Linked DNA regions of Mus musculus: region 2 is linked to region 1. The links are chromatin loops, found by intact Hi-C in ENCODE. Cell type or tissue: heart. All regions are shown on one strand.

Region 1 (8,000 bases):
GGAAAGATTGGACTGATCGACTGCATAGGGTGAGCTCGTGGGAAGCAACATGTGCTGAAAACAGGGAACACGTGGGTTTGAGGCAAAAGTGACAAACTCAAAGAGCAGACTCAACAAAATACAAGTAAATATTTATCAAAACGGAGTATGGAAAAATGTGACTCCAAAGACAGAAATGAACAGAAAATCATTGCTACATTCAAAAATTTAGAACGAAAATTCTGCTTAAGAAAATTGAAAATGTGTGCAAAATGGAGCTATGAGAAACTCTCTGTATTATATACATTAACTTGTCATGTTTACTTGAATTGTCAAAATCTATTACAATTTTTCTATTTTGTTAATGGCATGATTCAAAAATATGCTCTTTTTGATTCCATTTGACTGGCGATATGGAACATTGGGTGTTATTTCTACTATTTTCTTTTAATAATTAATATCTTCACTTATTAAATATATTTATTTAAAAAAACAAAATTGGAGTCAAAAAATGGAGAAAGCTTTAGTATATATAATGACAATAGTTAATATCTTATGTGACTCAAACATGTCCTCCAGTTCTGACTGGAGCTTCAGTCTCTGGTCATGTGCCAGCCATATTTGAAGTGGGCCTGCCATGGCAACTATGGTGAAGTTGGAGGTGAGGAGAGGACTCCACGATGGTATTGGACTCTGTGGGAAGAAGACCCTGAGACCTGCACTCACCGAGTGTTCGCCGCTGTCTGCCAGGCCGAGATGCAGCAGAAAGGCCTGCTGCCCACCAGACAGTGAGGAGAGGCTCACACTGCTCTCTTGAGCTTCTCTCAGCTTCCAAAACCATAAGCCAAAGAAACTATTCTTTCTAAATTGCTTGGTCTCATAGTTTGTTGTACCAACAGAAAACAGAATAAGACAATATCCAAAATGCATAAAGAGCATTTTAAACCAATAGTAACATAATGATATCAATACAAAAAGATAAAACAAATTCATGAACAGAAAACTATTACAAGAACAATGTTGAGGTTTAAAGTGAAACATCACACTATACAGGGTTATAGGTCTGGTTCTTGGTGGTGCCTTGGGAGGTCATGAAATCTTTTGAATGCAAGGCACAGCTGATAGGTCTAGGCTTCCAGAAGTAGGCTCTAAAGATTAGACCTGCCACCATTTCCAGCCCGGGGTCTCTGCTTCCTGATCCTTCAGATTTGAACAAGCCATAACCCCAGCTGCTGCCGCCATGTACATAGCTGGCCAGATGTCACGCCCCGCTTTCATAAGGGACAGGTGTCCCCTGCATTGCACTGAGCCCGATAAAACTATCCAAAACTAATACAGGAAGAAACTTACCAATAACTCTCTTAGTGGTTAAAAATATAAACTATGATGGTTGATATCAAATTAAAATGCATCAAAAGTTATAAAACTCTGGGAGAATTCAGGAAAATGGGCACTTGTCACCCCAATTTGGTAGAACTTTTCTAGGTGGGGCCTTGGCAACAGGTATTAAAGTCTGTTTGTTCCTGGGTGTCAATATAGAGATTTCATATTTGAAAATTTGTCTGAAGAAAATGAAGTATACAGGCGAAAGTTGTGTGGGTGTTTGTGATTTGAACAAATACAGATTGAAGAAATGTAATTCTGTGGTCACAGAACGGGATAGCATCCCGTAGCCATTGAACAGTGGTACTGCAGTGCATTTCCCAAAGCAGGGCATGGTAGCACAGGCCTGTAGAAGCAGAGGCAATCTGGAAGCAGAGGATGGTGATCTCTGTGAGTTCCAAGCCAGCCTGGTGTTCGCAGCAAGGCTATAAGTGAGACCCTGGAAAGAAAGAAAAGAAAGAGAGAGAGAGAGAGAGAGAGAGAGAGAGAGAGAGAGAGAGAGAGAAGGGAGGGAGGGAGGGAGGGAGGGAGGAAGGAAGGAAGGAAGGAAGGAAAGAAAAGAGAGAGGGGGAAATAGTTTTTATTTATTCAGAGGAAAATGATATAGGAATAAAAAGTGATGTGCATGCTACCAAATTTGTAAAGATCATACTTCGCAACATGAAACAAAACAAAACAAAAAAACAAAAACAAAAACAAAAAAAGCTCTGTTTTCCTTTGGGCATCTGGGATTTTAAGAACTCCCTCCTGGCCTCACCTGACCTCCACCCCCGTGCCCCCCACCCCCAGCTTCCTCTGGTCCTTGTGTTTCCTGACAAGTCTTTGTTTTTGTTTTGTTCTAAGAAAGGGTCTAATTTTATAATCCCACTGGCTTTAAATTTCTGACTATTCTTTAATAAATAAAACATGCTTTGGAAGCCAGAAGGGTGCTTTCAACTTACAAACAAAAGATGTATGCATCTCCATTGCACATTCAACCAATTAGTATGTTCTATGACAGAAGGAAGAGAACATTGAAATGAGAGAGACTATATTTCAGAAGGTGAAGATGACTCCTGAGTGAGAGAGAGAGAGAGAGAGAGAGAGAGAGAGAGAGAGAGAGAGAGGTGTGAGCATCTTTTCTGTCCTGTGATAAACAGAAGTCTAAGCTAACAGCAACAAGCTATAACACCAACCAGCCTGATCAAAGGAGAGTTTACGCCCAGCCCAGCCCAGCCCAGCCCAGCCCAGCCCAGCCCAGCCCAGCCCAGCCCAGCCGCCCCCGGCCCCAGGCCACCAAAGCAGCCAGTGCAGAAGAAGCCTGAGACCAGGAGCTGCCCCATGGGAGCTTTCTGAATCCTGGGGCACAGGACAGCCACGTGGGCTGACTCAGTAGTCTCAGACCATGTCCCTGATGCACATGGGATACAGTGACAGAGAAGTCCCCACCATACAATGAACATTAGTGCATCCTATGCCTGGGGCAGTCTAGTGCCAGGCTGCAGACAGCCATTCTGCCAAGATAAATACCTTTGGCCGCCAGCATCCAAGGCCAGGAAGAGAAGTTGGGATGCTAGTTACTGAGTGTCTCAGAGTGTAGTCCGTCCCTTCCACACACTCAAGCCCGCTCTCCAGTGTGTGCAGAAGGCTCAGCTTAAGTTCTGGGGCAGGCTGGAGAAAGGATGGACACTCTGAGCCATCCCCCGAGGTTACGGCCCTCACTACCTAGGCTTTCTCTAGGCGTCAGGATGGGTTGGGGACTGAAGGCCTATCTGCCAATGTCTGTGTCTCCAGAGATCACAACGTCACAAGCACATCGGACAGCTGGGTCGTCTGGCTTTGCTGGCCAGCCTTCCCTTTCACACTTGGTGGTCTCTACTCAAGCTGTGTGTTCTCATTTTCTGTAATAACCAGGCATGAATAGATTGCAAGCGGCAACACTGTAAAGATTGGTTCAATATTCCTTGCCAGTGGGAAACAAAGTTGTTTTATTTTATTTTATTTTTTTATTTTAATGCATTTTGAGTTAAGAATAGCTTTGTACAGAGCATCCAGGTGGTTAAAACTCTAGTCTCTGGCACCAAGCACCTCACTCCTTTCCATCCATGGCAGAACCCTAGGGCTGATGGGGACAAGCCTGGCCTCCTTCAGTCTCAGGCCAGAGGCTGACACAATGGAGCTGTCAGAGCTGTCCTCCCTGCTGTGCCCAGCCAATTTGCTTGAATTTGAAGCAGAAACCTTTGCTCCCTGAATGTGTCCTCCGGCCTTCTCTGCTTGTCTGCGGCTGGGGCTTTGGGTAGAGCAGGGGCTGGGGGTGCCTGTTTAATTCCTCCTTGGATAGAGCAGCTGATTGGTGCCTGCCTGGCTTCTGGAGCAAATGAAGCATCGCGTCATTATTATTGCTTGCTTACTTAATTGAAAATTGACCAGATGTCAATTGTGATGAACAAACACTTTTTCTTCCGAGGCGAGGGATTAAGACACATTTCCTTTTCCACCTGGCACCAAACCCACGCTGTATTTCACACTGAAAGACCCTTTCTGATAAAGAAGAAAGAAGCAAAGAAAGGCGAGGGAACCATTTTGACTAAAAAGCCTGTAATAATGGAAGAAAACCGATTTTCAGAGGCATTGTCCTGGACATCTTTGTTGGCTTGAGCTGGGCAGCTTTGTTGGCTTACGGCGCCACCTAACGGGGATGAGGTAGATTACACAGCGTTGTTGCATCCTCCCGGGCTGCCTCCTGCGGGATGAGTGAGATACCAGCCTCAAGTTGTAGGATGCTAACCTGGTGCTGAAGGGTCACCCACTCTCAAAGGCAGACTCCTCCGCTAAATGGAATTTCTAATGCTTTACTTTTAAACATCCGCTGTGTGTGTGTGTGTGTGTGTGTGTGTGTGTGTGTGTAGGACAACTCGTGGATGTTAGAAGACGCCTTGTTAGAGTTGGTTCTCCCCTTCCCCCACTTGGGTCCCAGAGATCAGGTCACTTGACTTGAGGCAAGCATGGTCACCCTGTGAACCATCGTGACTGTCATGTATTTTTTTATTTGATTTTTTTTTAAAGGTAGGATCTTAGTAACCCAGGCTGACTTTGAAATCCTTGTATAGCTGAAACTGACCTTGAACTTCTGACCCTTCTGCCTCCAGGACTGGGACCACATAGGTGTGCTCCACCACACTCTTCTGTACAAGGTGCTGGGGTGGAACCCAGAGCTTCCGGTGTGTATTGTGCAAGCAGCCTGCCAGCTGAGACACACGCCTTCCTTGTGTGTTGCTGAGAGGGAGGAGGAAGAGAGAATCTGAAAGGGGGTTGGGTGTCAAGAATTACTGATGTAGCAGTAAGAAGCGCTAAAATGCTTCCTCTACTTTATCCCACCATTTGGGACACTCCTGGGCCGGCAAGCGTGCTTCTGGATGCTTTGGAAAGCCACAGCAGGGAAGGTGGGGTCTCCTTAAAGCTGGAGAGATGATGTGGAACTGTGGGGACCGTGGTGGAACAGACAACACATCTTCTTTCAGGGTGTCGTCCTTCAGCTGCCAATTGCCAGCAAATGTGGTCTCATCGTCCTGTTTGCCAAAGCCAAGGGTGTGTATAAGACCCAGGAGCGAGAGGGTGTGGCCTTTGGAGATCTCTGCCGTGGGCTGTCAGTTTGGGAGAGCAGCATGGTATCCCAGTCACCAAGTAGTAGAGGTACTGGGGACTGGAGGAAGCAAAGCAGCAGGAGCCCTGTGACTGGGCACTCAACATGGAAGCCAGGGAGATGGCAAGCTCTCAAATTAGCAAGGGACATCTGAGAGATTTAGACTTCCTGCAAAGGGTAGTCCAATTCTAGAACGATTCTCCAGGATCTAGAAGATGTAGGTCTGTGCACAGCTCACTGTGACTCAGCTACCAATGTCAGTGGTAGGACTGTACCACTAGTGTGTTTGTTCAAGACGGTGCCTCCAAGGTCCTGCTGGCTGCAGATATCCCTGCCTCCAGGTCCTCAGAATCTAGCTTCAAGACTGTGTCCTCTACCAGCAAATCATCTTTCCAGGACAGGTGTTCTTTCTTGTCAAGAGAAGGGAATGTTGTCAAGATTACCCAGAGCTCTGAGAGCAGCTGGAACAACACTTTAAAAAGGGGTTCATGACAACACCTGGGTTAGATATGCAGGCCACTCAAGTGCCAGGAATGGCTTTCCTGCCCTGGACTCCCTTTGCAAACTCTATATATTTTGTAAACTCTGTACACTTTATAAAGTTTGTAAACCTCAACTCAGAAAATGGTCCTGGCTGAGACTGAGGCTCTCCAGCAGCCAGGCCCCTCCCCCAGAACCCCACTAACTGTCATAACTGTCAGAAGGGTCATCTCCAGCATGTCAACAGGCCCCACCCACGTTATGCTAATTCTAGGTGAAAAGCCTGAATAAAAGCCACCAATTCCTGAATAGGAAAATCCACCAAACCCTGAACTTCCCACAGAAACTCACCTATCCCTGGACATCAAAACCCACCAATCCCTGAACAGGTAAACTCACCAATCCCTGAGCTCCCTCAGGCTCAGAAATTGAGATGCCAGCCATCCTCACTCTGGAAATCTTACTCTAGAAAGGTCCATGCCCTAAGAACACCTATACAAGCACTGGACTTTGTCCAATTAGCAAGTGCTCTCTGCACTCTCCTGAAACCATAGGCACTAATATTCCAGGATGCATTCTTCCATACTGTGGACACACCAATGAATGCCTTTCATGAGCTCTGCTGTCATGTTCTTCTCTCATTGGAAGAAGACAAGAAGCAATGAAGACAAGAAAGGAAGAGAAGGAGTAGGCTTGAGGCTCCTGAGCTCAGCTGGGGACATCCTTCCCTGGAGCTGGGAAGCCTCCAATGAGGAAGGAGACTTCCTCTCAAAGATGTGTGGTTCCTGGGCCCCCGTGTCTCCAGAAACCCTTCCCTTGGGACACTGTCACACCTCAGAGCTGGATGGTTCCTGAGTTCCAAGGCCCTGAACACCTTCTCATCCAAGCACAAAGGCCAACAACCAGGGCCACTGGCCCTACAAGATCCAGATATCATCTGGTAAAGTCTGAGAACCAACTCCCAGAGATGGGTCATGCAGAAGTTAATCCTGAAGCTCCATCTTCCTCAACACTGGCAGATAAAAGCCACCCAGGAGCCTCCACAGGAGCGCCTGTCTCATCAATGGGTCCAGCCATATTCCAGATTTGGAAGGACCTTTGCAAGGATCTGACAAACATTGCAGGAAGATCTCTGAGAGATCTGTACAGGATCCCAGAGGGTTCCCTGGGCAAAGATCTAGAGGCTGTCTCCGAGACACGGGTGGACAGTTGCTATGTCAGACAGCCAAGAAGTGACTCACCAAGTCCCCAGCTAGTCTCCCCAGGAAAACAGCAGCTAGAGGGTATACTGAAAACCACTCAAGCAGCAAGTGGAGCCATTACAATGCCATTAAGGTGCCTGTGGGCACTTGTCAAGGAATTGCTGTGGACCACACAGTGGTCCTGCCTGAAAACTCAGAGACAAGTTCTGAAAACCCAGAGACAAATATGGAAGCTCAGAAGCAGTGATCCTTGAATGATGGGGCCACCTGCAAGAATATTTCCCAATGGGCCTTCATTCCTACAAGAAGATGCCTTTTGGGTGAGGCAAAAAGATGGAGCTTGCTTCTCAGAGACCTCAAAATCCTACATCTTTCCAACACAAACAGGTCTGTAGCTTTGCCATTTCCCACAGCCTCTGACTCCCTCTCCGACCTGCTGGGATTCTAGAGATGATTTCCTGGGAGAGCTTTTTCAGAAAAGTTCAGAAGAGGAAGTGAGGACAAAAATGGCTTCTAGTATATGCAGACTGCTCCCTCTACCCGCCAGCTCAAATTCCTGAGAGGGAGTCCATCTAATGACAACAATTGGCCATCTGAGGCACCCAAAGTGTTTAGAAGGACAATGTGACTTCCCTATGCACCACACACTGCATTGTGGGCAGAGACTGGCCCAGTGATAAGGCTCTTGGATCTTGGACAGGCAACCCAGAGCCAGGTTCAAACCTAGTCAAGGATAGGTATGAGCCCCAGGAGAGTAAGGGTGTGGCCTTTGGAGATCTCTACCACGGGCTGTCAGTTTGGGAGATCAGTGTGGCACCCCAGTTACCAAGTACTAGAGGTATGGGGACTGGAGGAGGCAGAGGAGGAGCAGGAGCCCTGTGACTAGGCACTCAACATGGAAGCCAGGGAGATGGCAAGCTCTCAAACTTAACAAGGGGCAGCTGAGCGATTTAGAATCACTGCAGACCAGCAAAAGATATTCCCCTTCCACGACTATTTTCCAGGATCCAGAAGACTTATGCCTGAACACATCTCACTGTGACTCGGCTACCGATGTCAGTGGTAGGACTGTACCACTGGCATGTTCTTTCAAGACGGTGCCTCCAAGGTCCTGCTGGCTGCAGATATCCCTGCCTCCAGGTCCTCAGGATCTAGCTTCAAGACTGTGTTCTCTACCAGAAAATTATCTTTCCAAGACAGGTGTTCTTTCTTGTCAAGAGCAGGGAATGTTGACAAGACTCCCAGACCCCAGGAGCCTTTGACTTTCCATTTCCACACATTGGACTGTCCATGTCCCAGGCAGGACATATTTTCCTGACAGAGATGAGACCTGC
Region 2 (8,000 bases), 180 kb before region 1:
TGTGATGGAGGAAAGAACAGCCATAAGGCTGGAGAGGGAAACATTGTCCTTTGAGAAGAGGCAGATGCCAGCTTTTATCAACAGACGTTACTATTGCATATCCTGTGATAGGAATGTGCCCACAGCAGGGATGAGGAGCCAGTCCAGCCGTGGGAAGCTAATCTGTGGACAGGAAGCTCAGCTGGAATTCTGCCTGCCTGCCTCAACTTCCTCCACCAATTTCTGTTGATGTTTTAAGTACCTGGATTAATGACATTTTGTTGTCTGTCTGTCTGTCTCTGTACCTACTTACTTACCTATCATCTATTTGCTGTTTATTCTTGCTGCACACTTAATAAACTCACCCACTCAAACCAAAATCATGGCTATCATAGAATAATCTGCAGTGTCTACAGAACAAGAGATGATGCTGGGAAGACAGAGCGAGCAGGGATAGAAATGAGGAGATGCAATGTTAGTGAGCAGTTACCACAGGGCAGCTGTGCCTCATCAGGGACACAGGTCCACTGGGACAATGTCACCTTAGTTGCATCCACTAAGGACGAGACAACTGAGGTACCCATCCACTTGGACCGAAAGTCACTTCTGAAGCACTCCTGGCCAGAGCTGTCCACAGGTTTGGTCCAGAACATGGCCCTATAGTCGGTTACAGTTAGGCACAAATGCAACAGGAGCAATTGCTCAGAGCTGCTGCGTTGGAAGAAGGAAGTGGGAATTTGGTCGTGGTCACAGCTGGTAGCACTTGAACACACAGAAGACCATCTTCACTCACGGGGTGCAGTAAGAATAAGCACCAGTCTCCCGAAAGCGTCACGCAACAGAGAATGAGTAAGGCCGAAATGAGAAGTGAAGAGGCTGTGGTGGAGGAGGGCGGGAAGGACAGCTAGGTAAGGTAGGAAGGGCTGGCAGCAACTAGGCTTTCCAGGCTCCAACCTCCCCAGCAGCCTGACACAAAAGCACATTTCTCAGGAAGGAAGGGAGAATGGCAGATGAAGAACCACAGAAGAATCAGCAGCGATGGGATACCAGGAGAGGCCTGATCTCACACAACCCTTTAGTCAGATCCACTCACAGGGACACCAGCCAAGAGAAACTACCCCCAAAACCACTTGCTTCGATGCTCTCGTGTCCCCCAAACTCCGACACATTTCGAGTGTGAGCAGGGACCAAGGATTCCGAGGAGCCCCAGGTTTGTTTCAATGTTCTCTGTTGTTCTATAAGCTACTATGATCCCAGCTGGAAGCAATTTCCAGATGTGGGAAAGTCCCAAAGGAAGGCATTGTTTGTGAGAATGGCTGAAGGACTAGGCTGGCAGAGCAGCCAAAGAGTACCAGACTGTCTTCTTGTCCTGCCCTGTGACATGACATGGGGCCTCGCCACATTTCATTTGGAACTCTTATGCCTTCCAAGGTCCCTGTACCACGGTGAATGTCTCATGTGTTTGTGATTGACACGCGCAGGATAAACGGAGAACATGGAGACCCGGGCTGGGGACGGGCTATGCCATGCAGGCAAGCATGGCAAGGGAAAGGTATGCTGTTCTCAGGCCACATGTGGGCCTGAGCTGAGCTATAGTGTAGATAGAAGCTTGTCTGCATTTATGGAATCAGAGAGCTGCAGCTTGTGAACGAGCCACAGGGATGGCTGGATTTCAGTGTCCAAGGAGAGCTGTGGTTCAGAGGAAACAGAACCGAGAACTGAGTCTGAGTTGTGGGCACCATAAGCCAGACTTGGGGCAGTCAGCTGAGCCTGGAGAGCCAGGCATAGCTGGGTGGGGACTGCAAGCTGCTCAAGACATGGGCAGGGGGAACTGAGATGAATGTCTTCTATTAAGGCAGGGCTGCGGGTGCAGTGATGGGAAGGTCCACTACATCCCTGAACCTGTGGAAGGCTTCTCACTTGTCACAGGCATGGTGCCAGCCCAGGACATCTCTGAGCCAGCATGAGGCCACCTGACATGGCAGCTCACGACAAACCCAGCAGACCCAGATGTAGGTACCTCAGCCAGGTGTGACCTCCCACGATACCTGATGCTCTCAACTTCCACGGGAGGTTCAGGTGTATCTCTCAGAATCCCTGACAGTGAGTGGCAGAGCCTGGGATCTTTCAATCCTCTCAGACTCTGGGCTCATGCCCCATTCTTGTAAGAGGTTAATTTAATAGAATACAAAGTAGATGCTGGTAGCCATAGTTGGGGACATTTGTTCATGGACTCAGTGGGAGCCTAGAGACGTCGCACCAAGTGGCTCAGGTGGAGGAGGCAGAGTGACAAGGTCTAAGTACCTCCATAAACTCCGGGAAGAAAAATACACAGCACAACCACCCCAGGCCTCAAATCTGACTGCCTGGCACAACACCCCTGCTCTGCCTAGCACACCCAAGTGGTTCTTGCTTCTTGATCAAAGGTATTGTAAGGGGTACTGGGGTGTATCTCACAGTGACTTCATATCATCAGGAAGTCCCCAGGCAAGAAGTCCCCAATTAATGAACAAGAAGATCCAGAAGGGTATAATACCTGGACCGCCATGCAGGAATGGGGACAGTCCACCTGCTCTCCCTGCTGACACTAGCACCACAGTGCAGGAATGGGGTCAGCCCAACAGCTCTCTCTCTGAACATCTGGACCATGATGCAGGGATGGGGTCAGCCCACCTGTTCTCCCTTTAACATCAGCACCACAATGCAGGGATGGGTCAGCCCAGCCATGTTCCCTGTAGCTCCTTTAAGACCACTGTGAACTGTCCCTGACTGGATCTACTGCTAGCTGCTTCCTACCCAAGGGAGGCAATTTCTGCAATCCTTTTAAAGTGTCTTGCTGTGATTGCAGAAAGAGACTTAAACATTACAACCTCTTTAGGGGGCAAGCAGACAGCTGAGCAGGGTATGGGATGGTGAGGCTGGGGTTGGGTGCCCTGTGAGTGTTTTTCAGGGCAGGGCAGTGAACAGACGCCCCAGAGAAGGAAACAAGCTAAACTCCCTAGGGAAAGGCTCAGGAGAGAAGCTGGGGTCAGATAAGGGCTTTGACCTGTGGAGACAGGGTCCTTAAATGTCCAGCCTTCAGGAAGGGAACGGTCCTTATCTGTGAGCTGGGAGCCACAGTAGCATCTCCTGTCATAGTTGTGGTGAGTGTAATCGAGATAACACCTGGGGAAAACTGGACCAAGGCCCTCCACTAGCAACGTGTGTCTACCAACTAATTTGAAAAGGCTGGAGATGGAAGGAGAGTGCTGTGATTGCTTGCAAGGCAGGGTGGGGGCTGCTGATATGCACAGAGAGAGAGAGAGAGAGGGAGAGAGGGAGAGAGGGAGAGAGGGAGAGAGAGAGAGTGAGAGAGAGAGCACGAGCTGTCTACTTGGGAGGACTAAAATGGGCTGTGTGGCTCAAGCCCCTGGCCTGTCTCCAGCTGGAAACCCCCTTCCCACGCACTGTTGGACTGAGGCCTCCGTGACACATTAACCCACCAGTGACCAAAGGATTTGAATTTGCAGAAAAGGACAAGGACCCCAGGAAATGGAGACTGCAGGCCTAAGTGCTCTGGGCATTACAGGAGGGTTTGGTGTCAATCTTCAGCCATAGTAGAACCTGGGCAATGGAGAGAGAGAGAGTCAAGGAGCCCTAGAGCAGAAATAGGGCACTGGACATCTGGGAAGGGTTCTAGGAAAGGGTTAAAGGTCAAACCCAGAAAGTGAACCTTCTCAAGGTCTAGGAGAAAGGTGGGTTCTGGAACACAGTCTCCACACTCCTGATAGACTCTTGGGATCAACTGTCTCATTTCTTCTTAAAAGGATTCTGTGAGGGGTAGCACTGTGCAGCCAGGGCCCTGAATAAGAGCTCCCATGGGGATGTTAGTGGCATGTATCTGGACAAGACGACCACCTAGCTAGAAGGTGCACACAGACATGGGTTTTCTCTCCATGGTGCTGCCTGTCTCCCATGGCTGCTATGCCTCCCTCCCGGGTTTCATGCCTGACCTGGACCCTCATCTTCCACATGGCTCTACAGTCGCCCTCCCTCTCAGAATTTAGTATGCTCAGCCCCCCAGCCTCACGATGGAGCTTGTCAGACCCTCACACCAGATCTAAACCCAAGCCACCATCAAGGTGAGACAGTAGTCTACCTCAGCGAAGTGAAAAAAACCCTACCAGTATCTCTAAACCAAAGATCAAGGTCTTGAATAAATGATAGCTCTACTGTATTTCAGAATTGAGGCAGTCCTTTCAGGGAAACCCTGCCATTAGATCTCAGATCTGACCATCCCATCTTTTTTTCCTCAAGAAGTGCTGACTTAGCAAAAAATAAATAAACAAAATAAAATCAACTCACTGCCCCTATTCTCAAGCAGCCAAATCACTTGCAAGAGGTCAATTTCAAGTGTTTTTAGCTAATACAGAGTAGAAATGGTGACTGGGGACATGGTATAGAAAGGTCTAAACAAATACACTAAGGCAACTCTGTGGGTATTCTATTGTCAGGCAACTTATGGTCACCTTCCTAAAGCCAGAGAGGGCCCCACTGCTAACATAAGGACCCACACAATGGATGGGATTTCCAGGCAAAAGTAGAGAAAAGGAGACTATGAGAGTTACAGAAGGCTTCAGGAAATCTTTTCATTCTATTACACTGGAAAAGCCAAGTAGAGTGGAGGCATGGGTGGTGTCAACCCTACCTGCCGTCCTATGCCAGGGGTGCCAGCTCCCAGCCCGGAAGTGGTAAGAGAGCTCACTCATAAGAGTGCGTAGAGAATAGAGCGATGGCCCCTTTAAAGGATGGCAGAGTCTGGTAACTGGGAAGTATAATAACTGCTGTCTGTTATGGGTGGGTTGCTACATGACATCATCAAGTCATTAGCACTGACAGAGAAGACCCACAGTGGTGACAAAGCATTTTCTCCATGGTGCCCATCTGTCAACTGTATGTGCTTCTTGCATTCAGAATGCTTCCATCCGAGCAAGCAGAGCCATTACTCTCTTGCGTGGTACGCCCTCCTCCCTGCTTTCTCACTCCCTTGTTTAGGCAGACACTCAGAAGCAGAACGCCCAAGCTCACTGGAGAGTGGTTCACATTCTCTGTATGGGTGTGAGGGTGGAGAAGGTCCTGGCCATCCGGGAACACTGACTGAGACTATTTCGTCTAGAAGCCACTTTTGGAGTCCTCGCAAGTCAGTTTCACTGGGCTCTGTTCACTCAACATGGTCCACAGCTGCAGTTGGTAAACAGCTGTGTAGCCCAGACAGCTACTTGATAAACTTTCTCTTGTCTACTGTGTCTTCATACTAATTTCATTTCCTTTTCCCTAAGAGGCCCTGGGGAATACTAAAAAAACCTCTCTTTAAGCAGGTCAGAACTCCTGGCATTGAACACTTACTCCTGGAGGGCAGCTCTTCAGGCCCATTTGAGGGGTCGCCCTCTGATCTATCCAGTGCTGGCTGCAAACCCCGCAGTGGAAACTCGCCAGCCTCATTCTCTGCCGAGGGAGAGGGAATGCCAGGCTGCTGGGCACTGGGCACGTCCCCTGTGGATCCTGGTTTGGTCTCCGGTCTTCGGTTCACTCCTGCAGTGGCAGCATCCGTCTCTGCAGCCTTCGGAGTATCATTTTCCAAGGATGAACGGTCCCCTAAGGTGCATTTCACATCCCTGGCATCTTCAACACTGTTGGCAACAGGCTTGAGACGCCGGCTGCCTGCTGAGCTCACCGAGGGCTGGTACTGGGGCACCACGCTAACAAACTTCAAGCCCTGACTGGCGGCCTCCTGCACCTGGGAGACAAAGGAGACAAAGGGGATTTTGTAAATGGGACACAGCTAGGCACTGAGACCACTGTGGATTCCCAGTGTCAGCACAAGCTGCGGAGGCCTAAAGGGTGGGTCTCACTGTTGAAAACACTTAAGCATTTGGTTATTTATTGAAGAGTCTCTCTCTCGTGTGTGTGTGTGTGTGTGTTTGTGTGTGTGTGTGTGTGTGTGTGTCTATGCCATGCTACACCCATTTATGAGCTGCCTGACACAGATGCTGAGATCTGAACTCAGGCCTCTGCAATAGCAGCAGTTTTACTACTTAGCTGCCTCTTTACTGTTGTTGTTTATATAATTTTTGAGACAAGATATCACTGTGACGCCTCATCTTGCCTTGAACTACAGATCCCCCTGAGCCTGCTTCCTCGGTGCCATAATGTCTTTTTTTTTTCCTTTTTTCCTCTTTGGTGAGTGTGTACAATGCCTATGTATGCACTTGAGTATGGACACCAGAGGCCAATATGAAGTATCTGTCCTTGATCGCTTTCCACCTTTATTTTTGAAAAAGAATCTCTCGATGAAACTCATCTATTTGTTTAGGCTGACTGACCAATGAGCTCTAGGGAGCCACAGCTCCAGGGCCCAGCGGTAGATTACAGCATGCATTGATATGTTCTGTTTTTAACTTGGGCTCTGGGGGTCCTGACTCAGGTCCTCCTGTGTTTGTGGAACGCGCTTTACTGGTTGAGCAGCTCCCTCAATGTTCTAATCTCATTTTTCATGAGTCTGGACAAAGGATCTGACAGAATAAGCTCAAATAGAATTTGAAGAAGGAAGTTCTCATGGTGACAGTTTAATTTTTCTCCTCCACCATCCCAGGAGGCTAGAGTACAAACTCAGCACAGCTGCCCCACAAGCCCTCACTGCTGGGTGGCAGCACATGATCCCAAGAGCCCCCTTTTGAAGGCAGCACTTTAGGCAGAGGGCCTAGGTGGGGAATCTGATGGGCATCCTTCCCCGTGCTGCCTGCCCTTAGGCCTGAGGGAAGCCATGGTACCCTCGGAGCACCCAACCCTGACCCACAGCTAATACTGAGCCCTTCGATCCCCAGTCCATGGTACATATCATCTCACGCAAGGAACCGGAAGCTATACCCTCTCACTCCCTGAGCTCAGAAGAGGAACGTGACCATCTTTCTACAAGGTATCTTGTGACACATGAGCACTCCATGAAACCAGCCCCAGGCAGTTGAATTTAGTAGGAAGGACACTGAAAGAATAATTAGAAGTAATCGCATAATGAATCCAATCAAATCAGCCGAAAGTAGGAGGTGGTCTTCCGGAGATTTCCCCGGCAAGGATGCTCAAGCCCTGGGACCAATGAGCAAGGAGGAAAGTCACAGAAATCTTAGTCTCTGACTGCTAAGTGCATGATCTCAGGAGCCCTCAAGGCTTCTGCAGTGCTCAGCTATGATCAGGAATCAGCAAGAAGTACCAGCATGGAGCTACTGGAGAAGTGACCTCTGCGGCCCTCCTCACACCAACTATCCTATGTTAGTTAAACTGTGTCATCTTGGTTCCACACAGAATATTCCAGAACACAAAATCTACACCAGTTGCAGATGTACCCAAGTCTTTTATTTTAATGAAAGCAAGACTAGCAATAGTAGACCTACTATGCACCCACTATGGTCTGGGCGCTGTGCTGACATTTACATCGTGTTCTGTGTATCATTGTCTCCATTTTAGGTGAGGCCTGGGGGGTTGGGGGGGAGTTGTAAGCTCGCAGTGGGGAGTTACAGTTCACAGCCAGGCTTGGGCAGAAGCAGACTTGAGACAGAGTCGGAGCCTCTCAGGATGTTAAATCTGTGCACACCCGCCCTGCACGCTCGGCTGTTAGCTTTCTGTTACTATGAGCAAAAACCTCAGGAAGAAAGACAACTTCATCTTGGCTGTCACATTCTGGGGTTTCAGACAGGGTGAGTGTAGAGTGTAGAGTAGCTCTCGTCCCTAGCTGAGAGACAGAGAGACAAAGACAGAGACAGAGACAGGAGTGTAAGTGTAGAGCAGCTCTCCTCACTAGCTGAGAGACAGAGACAGAGACAGAGAGACACAGAAGGAACACCTGCCCTTCTTACATTTCTTCACTCCCCCTATTCTACCCAGGTCCCCAGCCAATCCAGTGGTGTTACCCACAACTGCAGTGTTAGCTGTTCTGGAAAGAACCCCCTCAGTAAACACACACATACACACGCACACACACACGCACA

What was found. Hi-C counts contacts between places; a loop is a spot of excess contacts. Peaks named below come from ENCODE experiments on the same cell type or tissue, not always from the same donor. Only the 100,000 strongest peaks of a DNase experiment are listed, where the experiment ranks them.
Region 2: it touches region 1 in a loop (2.7-fold over the local background); 1 of 42 quality-filtered maps calls a loop at or near these places.

What each region holds. Positions count from the first base shown.
Region 1 is chr17:50,233,478-50,241,477 of GRCm38, forward strand. Gm41597 (a long non-coding RNA gene) reads right to left here and starts at 3,298. Exons shown (of 2, transcript XR_876869.1): 1 at 2,872-3,298; 2 at 905-1,801. It overlaps AY702103 (cDNA sequence AY702103), which reads left to right and starts at 5,731. Exons shown (of 2, transcript NR_131975.1): 1 at 5,731-8,000. In heart, a CTCF peak has its summit at 4,040; a DNase peak (open chromatin) is centred at 4,034; H3K27me3 peaks cover 1,470 bases.
Region 2 is chr17:50,049,873-50,057,872 of GRCm38, forward strand. It overlaps Rftn1 (raftlin lipid raft linker 1), which reads right to left. Exons shown (of 10, transcript NM_181397.2): 5 at 5,365-5,755. Among named protein-coding and RNA genes, the nearest start is that of Gm52302, 19 kb to the left of the region's middle. In heart, no CTCF peak of the experiment used is centred here; DNase peaks (open chromatin) are centred at 769, 3,059 and 5,049.